Regions from separate parts of the Homo sapiens genome. Here region 2 is linked to region 1. A link is an interaction called in ENCODE POLR2A ChIA-PET data of the cell type or tissue named here. Cell type or tissue: GM12878. All regions are shown on one strand.

What was found. ChIA-PET counts read pairs that join two places held together with the same protein. Peaks named below come from ENCODE experiments on the same cell type or tissue, not always from the same donor. Only the 100,000 strongest peaks of a DNase experiment are listed, where the experiment ranks them.
Region 2: POLR2A ChIA-PET joins it to region 1 with 5 read pairs; 2 of 35 experiments call an interaction of 5 or more read pairs at or near these places.

The regions. Positions count from the first base shown.
Region 1 is chr17:28,798,924-28,802,923 of GRCh38, reverse strand. The region is part of intron 1 of FAM222B (family with sequence similarity 222 member B); the gene reads left to right. It also overlaps the pseudogene RPL31P58. Among named protein-coding and RNA genes, the nearest start is that of FAM222B, 42 kb to the left of the region's middle. In GM12878, no CTCF peak of the experiment used is centred here; no DNase peak of the experiment used is centred here.
Region 2 is chr17:29,134,817-29,138,816 of GRCh38, reverse strand. The region is part of intron 2 of MYO18A (myosin XVIIIA); the gene reads left to right. Among named protein-coding and RNA genes, the nearest start is that of MYO18A, 44 kb to the left of the region's middle. RefSeq lists enhancers at 1-114, 115-1,098. In GM12878, no CTCF peak of the experiment used is centred here; no DNase peak of the experiment used is centred here; H3K4me3 peaks cover 1,260 bases; H3K27ac peaks cover 899 bases.

The DNA of each region.
Region 1 (4,000 bases):
ATGAAATCCATTTAGAATAGTCAGTGTGTGATGAAAGTAGTACTGTCATCACTTTGTTGTTGTTTTTGCAGTTGTATAATTTTATTTGATGACCAGTGGTTAGTTCTTATCCACATGGAGTGTCTGTAGATTTTGAAAGTGGTAACAGGTACATAAGTAACCAAAGTATAGAGCTTGTTTTAGTGAATTTTTATCTTCATTACATTTTCTGGACAACCACGCAGGGATACACTGTGTGAGACATTCCTTATTCCTTTGGCCCAGACAGCTTTGTTGAGCCTGCTATCAATGTGTGCATCTGGGGTCCTCATCTCCCTCATGGCAAATTTCCAGATCTCTTTGAGTGCCTGAGGGGCTTGCTTCTTAGAGGCTCACTCCATGAATGCACTTGTGAATCTCAATAGTGTATTCTTGGGTTACCACCTGGTTGATGGCAGAACAGCCTTTCTTCTTACCACCCTTTGCGGGAGCCATTCTGCTAGGCCCAAATTGGAAAGCAGTCATCACTTTAAAGCTGGGGGTTTCTGGCTGGGCGCAGTGGCTCATGTCTATAATCCCAGCACTTTGGGAGGCCGAGGTGGGTGGATCACTTGAGGTCAGGAGTTTGAGACCAGCCTGGCCAACATGGTGAAACCTTATCTCTACTAAAAATACAAAAATTAGTGGGGTGTGGTGGCAGACACTTGTAATCCCAGCTACTCGGGAGGCTGAAGCAGGAGAATTGCTTGAACCTGGGAGGCAGAGGTTGCAGTAAGCCGAGATCGCACCATTGCCGATCACACCATTGCACCTGGGCCACAGAGTAAGACTCTTTCTCAGAAAAAAAAGCTGGGGGTTTCTTTAAGTGCTGTTTGCTGGGAAGATATTACCTGAACAATCACTTTTTTTCTTTTTCTTTTTTTCTTTTTTTTTTTTTGCATTCAGCAAAGTGTTTTTGAGGATCAGTTGCTGAACTGAATGAAAATCAGATTTTATGCCACTTGCAGAATTGGGATGATTTAGACAACATTCGTGTTGCTTCAAAGGAGAAGCATAAGCATTATTAGTCATAACTTAAGATTTACTTCCTTCCAAAAGCTAAGCACTTCTACCATTGGCATTTTATTTATCTTCATTCTTATTATGTAAAGGATAGGACTTAATCTACTTTAAAAGGAAAGATATATCAAGTCTGTGAGAAGTTGAAGACAGCTCATCCTAAATTAGGAGGGAAAAGTCCCATTTACTGGGTTCCTGTATGGACCCTCTGCCTTACCCAGCTATTCAGCTGGGAATGGTTTTACTAGAAGAAGAAGAACAACAATAATAATAATAATAATAGTAAAGTGCTGGGATTACAGGCGTGAGCCACCATGCCCAGCCTGTTTTACTATTATGAAGACATTAATTTAGCAGCTGTAAAGATACTGGTTTGGCTTTTGCTTATCTTACTCTCCCAGAACTTTTTCTTTTCTTTTTTTTTTTTTTTTTTTGAGACGGAGTCTCGCTGTCGCCCAGACTGGAGTGCAGTGGCATGATCTTGGCTCACTGCAGCCTCCGCCCCCCGGGGTTCACACCATTCTCCTGCCTCAGCCTCCTGAGTAGCTGGGACTACAGGCGCCCGCCACATCGCCCGGCTAATTTTTTGTATTTTTAGTAGAGACGGGGTTTCACTGTGTTAGCCAGGATGGTCTCGATCTCCTGACCTCGTGATCCGCCCGCCTTGGCCTCCCAAAGTGCTGGGATTACAGGCGTGAGCCACTGCGCCTGGTCTTTTTTTTTTTCTTTGAGACGGAGTCTCGCTCTGTCGTCCAAGCTGGAGTGCAGTGGCACGATCTCGGCTCACTTTAACCTCCACCTCCCAGGTTCAAGCAATTCTCCTGCCTCAGCCTCCTGAGTAGCTGGGTTACAGGCGCCTGCCACCACGCCCAGCTAATTTTTGTATTTTTAGTAGAGATGGGGTTTCACCATGTTGGTCAGGCTGGTCTCGAACCCCTGACCTTGTGATCCACCCGCCTCGGCCTCCCAAAGTGCTAGGATTACAGGTGTGAGCCACCGCGCCTGGCCAACTTTTTTTTTTTTTTTTTTTTTCAACAAAATGTGGAACTAGTAGCTTAATTAAGAATCCACATCTTAGTTTTAACTTGTCTTGCCAGGTGTTACTGTGCATTCACTAAAGTGCTTTACAAAATATTTTAATATTTGGCCTATATTTAGTGAGGTATGGTGCAATTGGAGAGTGATACTGTGTTAGAACTTTTCTCCAGAGAGACAAAAAGAACCTTTCATTTTAAGAAAAGTCCTTTGACTATTTCCATAGTCCCTGGCAAAATTAAGTTGGAAAAGGCAGCTTTTTCAGCCAGATATATTTTTATTTTTGCCTCTTCTCCAAGCTGAACCAGTGTCCCAACTGAAATGTGTCATTCTTATCAGTGATAGTATATTTTGGGAGAAATTGTTCCTTAGTGCGCCTAGAAGTAAGAAGCTTATGCCACTTCAGCCTGCACATCAATTTTAATAGCTCTCTAAAATTGTTTATACCAACTCCCTCCACCTCACATCTGTCCACATCTGCTCATCTTTCAGTTCCTCACAACTAGTTAAGAAAGTCTCATAGGCCGGGTGCGGTGGCTCACGCCTGTCATCCCAGCACTTTGGGAGGCCAAGGCATGCAGATCACCTGAGGTCGGGAGTTCGAGACCAGCCTGACCAACATGGAGAAACCCCGTCTGTGAAAAATACAAAATTAGCCAGGTGTGGTGGCTCATGCCTGTAATCCTAGCTACTCGGGAAGCTGAGGCAGGAGAATCGCTTGAACGCGGGAGGCGGAGGTTGCTGTGAGCCGAGATCGTGCCATGGCACTCCAGCATGGGCAACAAGAGTGAAACTCCGTCTCAAAAAAAAAAAAAAGAAAGTATCATTGCTCAACCAGAGAAATGCCAGTCTTTATCAAAGTCATAGTTACATACAACAGCAGTCTTTGGTATGTGTGGAAGTTTGCATTACTTTGTTTTCTTATTGTTTAAAGAGCCTTTCTTGCCAGGTGTGGTGACTCACACCTATAATCCTAGAACTTTGGGAGGCCAAGGCAGGAGGATCTCCTGAGCCTAGGAGTTCAAGACCAGCCTGGGCAACAGCCGAGATCTTGTTTCTACAAAAAATAAAATAATTACCTGAGTGTGGTGGCAATCACCTGTAGTCCCAGCTTACTCAGGAGATTGAGGCAGGAGGATCACTTGAGCCTAGGAGTTTGAGGCTGCAGTGAGCTATAGTGGTGCAACTGCACTGAAGCCTGGGTGACAGAGTGAGCCCTGTCTCTTAAAAAAAGAAAGTTTTGGCTGGGCGCGGTGGCTCACGCCTGTAATCCCAGCACTTTGGTAGGCCGAGGTGGGCGGATCACGAGGTCAGGAGATCGAGACCATCCTGGCGAACACTGTGAAACCCCGTCTCTACTAAAAATACAACAACAACAAAAAAAAATTAGCCGGTCGTGGTGGCAGGCGCCTGTGGTCCCAGCTACTTGGGAAGCTGAGGCAGGAGAATCGCTTGAACCCGAGAGGCAGAGGTTGCAGTGAGTTGAGATCGCACCACTGCACTCCAGCTTGGGCGACAGACCGAGACTCGGTCTCAAAAAAAAAAAAAAAAAAGTTTTTCTGTGTTACAAAAACAAGAGGCCAGTCGCGGTGGCTCACACCTGTAATCCCAGCACTTTGGGAGGCCGAGGTGGGTGGATCATGAGGTCAAGAGATCGACACTATCCTGGTCAACATGGTGAAACCCCGTCTCTACTAAAAATACAACAATTAGCTGGGCATGGTGGTGTGCGCCTGTAGTCCCAGCTACTTGGGAGGCTGAGGCAGGAGAATTGCTTGAACCCGGGAGGCGGAGGTTGCAGTGAGCCGAGATCGTGCCACTGCACTCCATCCTGTCAACAGAGTGAGACTCCATCCCAAAAAAAGAAAAAAAAAACAACAGGATTCCATTCTTGAAAACAAGTTGATAAATTGCTTTTTATTAAAGG
Region 2 (4,000 bases), 340 kb before region 1:
CATCCCTTAAAGTGAGCAGTGGAGGGCTCTCGCAGGAGACCTGAGTGTGAGTCCCAGATCTGCCACTTGCTGCTGTGAGGCTTTGGGCGAGTCACCTGACCTTCTGAGCCTCCTTTTGCTCATTTGTAAAGTAGCAGTCACACAGTCACACTAGTATCTATTTCAGAGGGATGTTGTGAGGATCAAATGAGATGATTCATGTGAGGGATTCAGCACAGCACCTGACACATACCAAATGCTCAATAATGATTAACCGTTTTTTACTATTATGCTAGTATTTCTTCCCTTCTCCTTTGTTCCTGCCACCCTTCCTCGCCCTCAATCCCTAGATAAGTTGGTGCTAGGTTGGGACTGGGAGGAAGAAGTCTCCTGGGAGCTGCCCTCTGTGCCTCTGAATGGGAAAGAGGGAGGAGAGGAGAATGCCCTGCCTCTTGGTCCTCAGAAGGAGAAGCCTCCGGTGTGTGAGTGCTGTCAGAAGCGGCGAGGCGGGAAAGTGACCTCGGCCACCAGCTACGTCTCAGCTTCCTTTGGGCACTCTCTTGAGAGTTACCTGCTGCTCTCGGGGGCTTGCAGTGTGCAGATGTCTGGTGTGGATGCTTGGGCCTCAAAGCATTTGTCCAGGCCAGGCATTCCAGGCCTGAGGGGCTGCCTGAGGCGTGGCATTATTCTCCCAGGAGCATTTGTGCCCCCATTCCCTCCTGTGAGGGGCCCAGAGAGTGCAGGTTAAGGGCGGGTAGGCTCTGCTGGCATGGTGGAGGGTAAACCCCAGCTGCTCCCAGAGTGTCAGAAGCCTCCTGGGGCTGAGGCTTGACAGTCCCTCAGTACATTTCTTGGATTTCTCCTCTTTGAGAACAAATGCTTCTAGCTATTATCTCCTTTGCTTTTTTTTTGACTATTTAGCCATCTTCACAATAAAAATAAGCAGTAAGTAACAAATACATACCAAAATAAATACCAGGTGTTCATGTTGTGTCTAATTCACACAGTTTACAAGATTATTATGATCACTGTTTGTATACTATTTGGGTTCCAGTTTTTTTGATTGATGTCATTTTATATGGAGCTTTCCATATGGTTACATTGTCCACACATTTGTCAGTTTAAATGGCAATACAACAACGGGTTGTACCTAACCATTTCTTAATTCTAGGCATTTGGGCTCTTTCCAATTTGGAGCTGTTATATAGAGTGCATCTATAAAAATCTTTGCGTTTTTTTTCTTTTTCTTTCTTTAAGTCAGCTCACTGGACATACATTCCTGAAGATGGAATGGGTAGGCCAGAGGATGATGCATTTTGTGGCTATTGTTCACGAAGAGCTACTAAGCAATTTCAGTGTCCTTGCCCTCCCTGCAAACCCAGGCATTGAGTTCACTATGTATTTATTGTGAGCAGGTTTAGAGATTATACCTCCCTTGTTTGTACCATGTCCCTGGGAATCAGAATGGGCAAGTGTTGTTCTCTGTAGTTTATATTTGGGGAAGAGATTAGATGGGAATAAGAGGTTTGTGCAAAGAACCCCTGTCCCAGCACTCTCGTGCAGCTAACATTTATTAAGCGCCTACAGTATGATGAGTAAGATGGGTAAGTTCTGCTCAGAGGTGAATCACAGTCCAGGGATGACAAAGACGCACAAACAGCTCCCCAAGATACATTCTGGTTGTGGCTCCCAGCTCTGCCACTTAATAGTTGCAGCGCTCTCGGCAATTCACCTTCTTTATTTCCTTATCTAGAAAGTGTGTTGTTATGAGGATTCAATGAGGAGACCTGTATGAAGTGCCTTCCCCTGTGCCTGGCTCATAGTAAGTGTTCAGTGAGTTTTGGTCTCTCTTGCTGTCCCTCAGAAGTGCCACAGAGGGAGGAGGTGGGTAGACCTGCAGAGTGGCAGAATCATGGTGGGGTCTCCCTTTTTGCACATCCAAAAACTCGATTTGGAGAGTTGCACACTAGTAAAACACACTATCAATCCATGCTTTGGCTTGACCAGATCTTCTGAACCTTCACGCCGATGAAGTTTATCAACCAGATTTGGCTACCAAAGCTGATGCCTGCCTAACATACCAGAAAAGGTGGGCACTGAGGAAGCAGCACAGGCTTTGGAGGCAGACCAGTGTGGGTTCAAGTCTGGGTTCCCCCACTTAACTAACTTTGTGACTTAATCTCTTTCTGAATCTTTTCCCTCCTCGATAAAATGGGAATAATAATAATTCCCATATCACCAATCCTCAGATTGTTGTAAGATTTACATTAGAAAATAAATGTTCAATATCTTGTATAGGGCCCATCTCATTGTAGGTGCTCCATATTCAGTAATGTTGCTGGAAATGGCTGAAATCTCTAGAGAGAGAACAAGTCAAGGAAGAGAGGCCTTAGATCTAAACACCCTTGCTCCAGAGAGCCATATGTTCCCAACACATATGCTGCCACCACCTTTGGGGCCTGAGTTCCTTACCCATTCTGTCTTGGATAACAGTAACTTGATCTTTTTTTTTTTTAATTTTTGTGGGTACATGGTAGGTTTATGTACTTATGGGATACATTACATATATATATATATATATATATATTTTTTTTTTTTTTTTCTTTTGAGATGGGGTCTCACTCGGTCACCCAGGCTGGAGCATGCAGTATTGCGATCTCTGCTCACTACAACCTCTGCCTCCCAGGCTCAAGCGATCCTCCCACCTCAGCCTCCCCAGTACCTGGGACCACAGGCATGCACCATCGTTCCCAGTTAATTTTTTGTGTTTTTGGTAGAGACAAGGATTCATCGTGTTGCCCAGGCTGGTCTCAAACTCCTGAGCTCAAGTAATCCACCCACCTCAGCCTCCCAAAGTTCTGGGATTACAGGCGTGAGCCACCACGCCCGGTCCATGAGATGTTTTGTTTTGATATGGGCATGCATTGAGAAACAAGCATGTGCTTGGGCAATGGACAATGGGGTCTCTACCCCCTCAAGCATTTATCCTTTGGGTTATAAACAATCCAGTTCCAGGATAACTTGCTCTTGATCCTAAACAAATTCAGTGATAAGGGAGAGAGGAAAACTGTCTAGGCAATTCTGCATAAAAGCCACAGAGAGAATTTCCTCTGGGGAGAGCCCCACATCTGTGTTCAGAGTGAAGCTCATAGGAACAGCTGATGCAGAGGAACAGGCCTGGGTGGAAATGGCCCGGTGTCCTCACAGCCTGGGCCAGATGGGACCTCTATAGACAAGTAGGAAAACTTGAACAAGAGATCAAAGATCAAACGAGTTAAAATTACACCAACAGACAAACTTAAAGTCTCTAGCACATTAACTGAATAATAAAACAGAAGTCAACAAAGCAAAATAGAAATAATTAATTGAAAACAAAACATTTCCTAATTTTTAACTATTATTCATGATAAGCAGTTTTAAGAATGAACCAGTTCTTGGCCGGGCGCGGTGGCTCACCTCTGTAATCCCAGCACTTTGGGAGGCCAAGGCGGGTGGATCACGAGGTCAGGAGATGAAGACCATCCTGGCTCACACGGTGAAACCCTGCCTCTACTAAAAAAATACAAAAAATTAGCTGGGCATGGTGGTGGACACCTGTAGTCCCAGCTACTCGGGAGGCTGAGGCAGGAGAATGGCGTGAACCCGGGAGGCGGAGGTTGCAGTGAGGCAAGATTGCACCACTGTACTCCAGCCTGGGTGATAGAGTGAGATGAGACTCTGTCTCAATTAAAAAAAAAAAAAGAACCAGTTATTAAACTCCACTGAAGTGCCCTGATTCTTTGGATGCAGCCTCTCCCTGGACTGAGGCAGATTCTGACTTGATTTTTCAAGCGGCCCAGCTCTGGTTTCTAATCCATAGATGGACAGTTTTGCAGTTCTCCGGGCCTCTTGCCCCACGTAATTGTGTGTTACAGCTGGAAGGCAAAGTCGCTGGGGTCCTGAGGCAGATTCCTCAATTCCTCTCCTAGGTCACAGGCCTGCAACTTTGGTTTACTGTATTAAGGGTTTGAGTGTTGGCTGG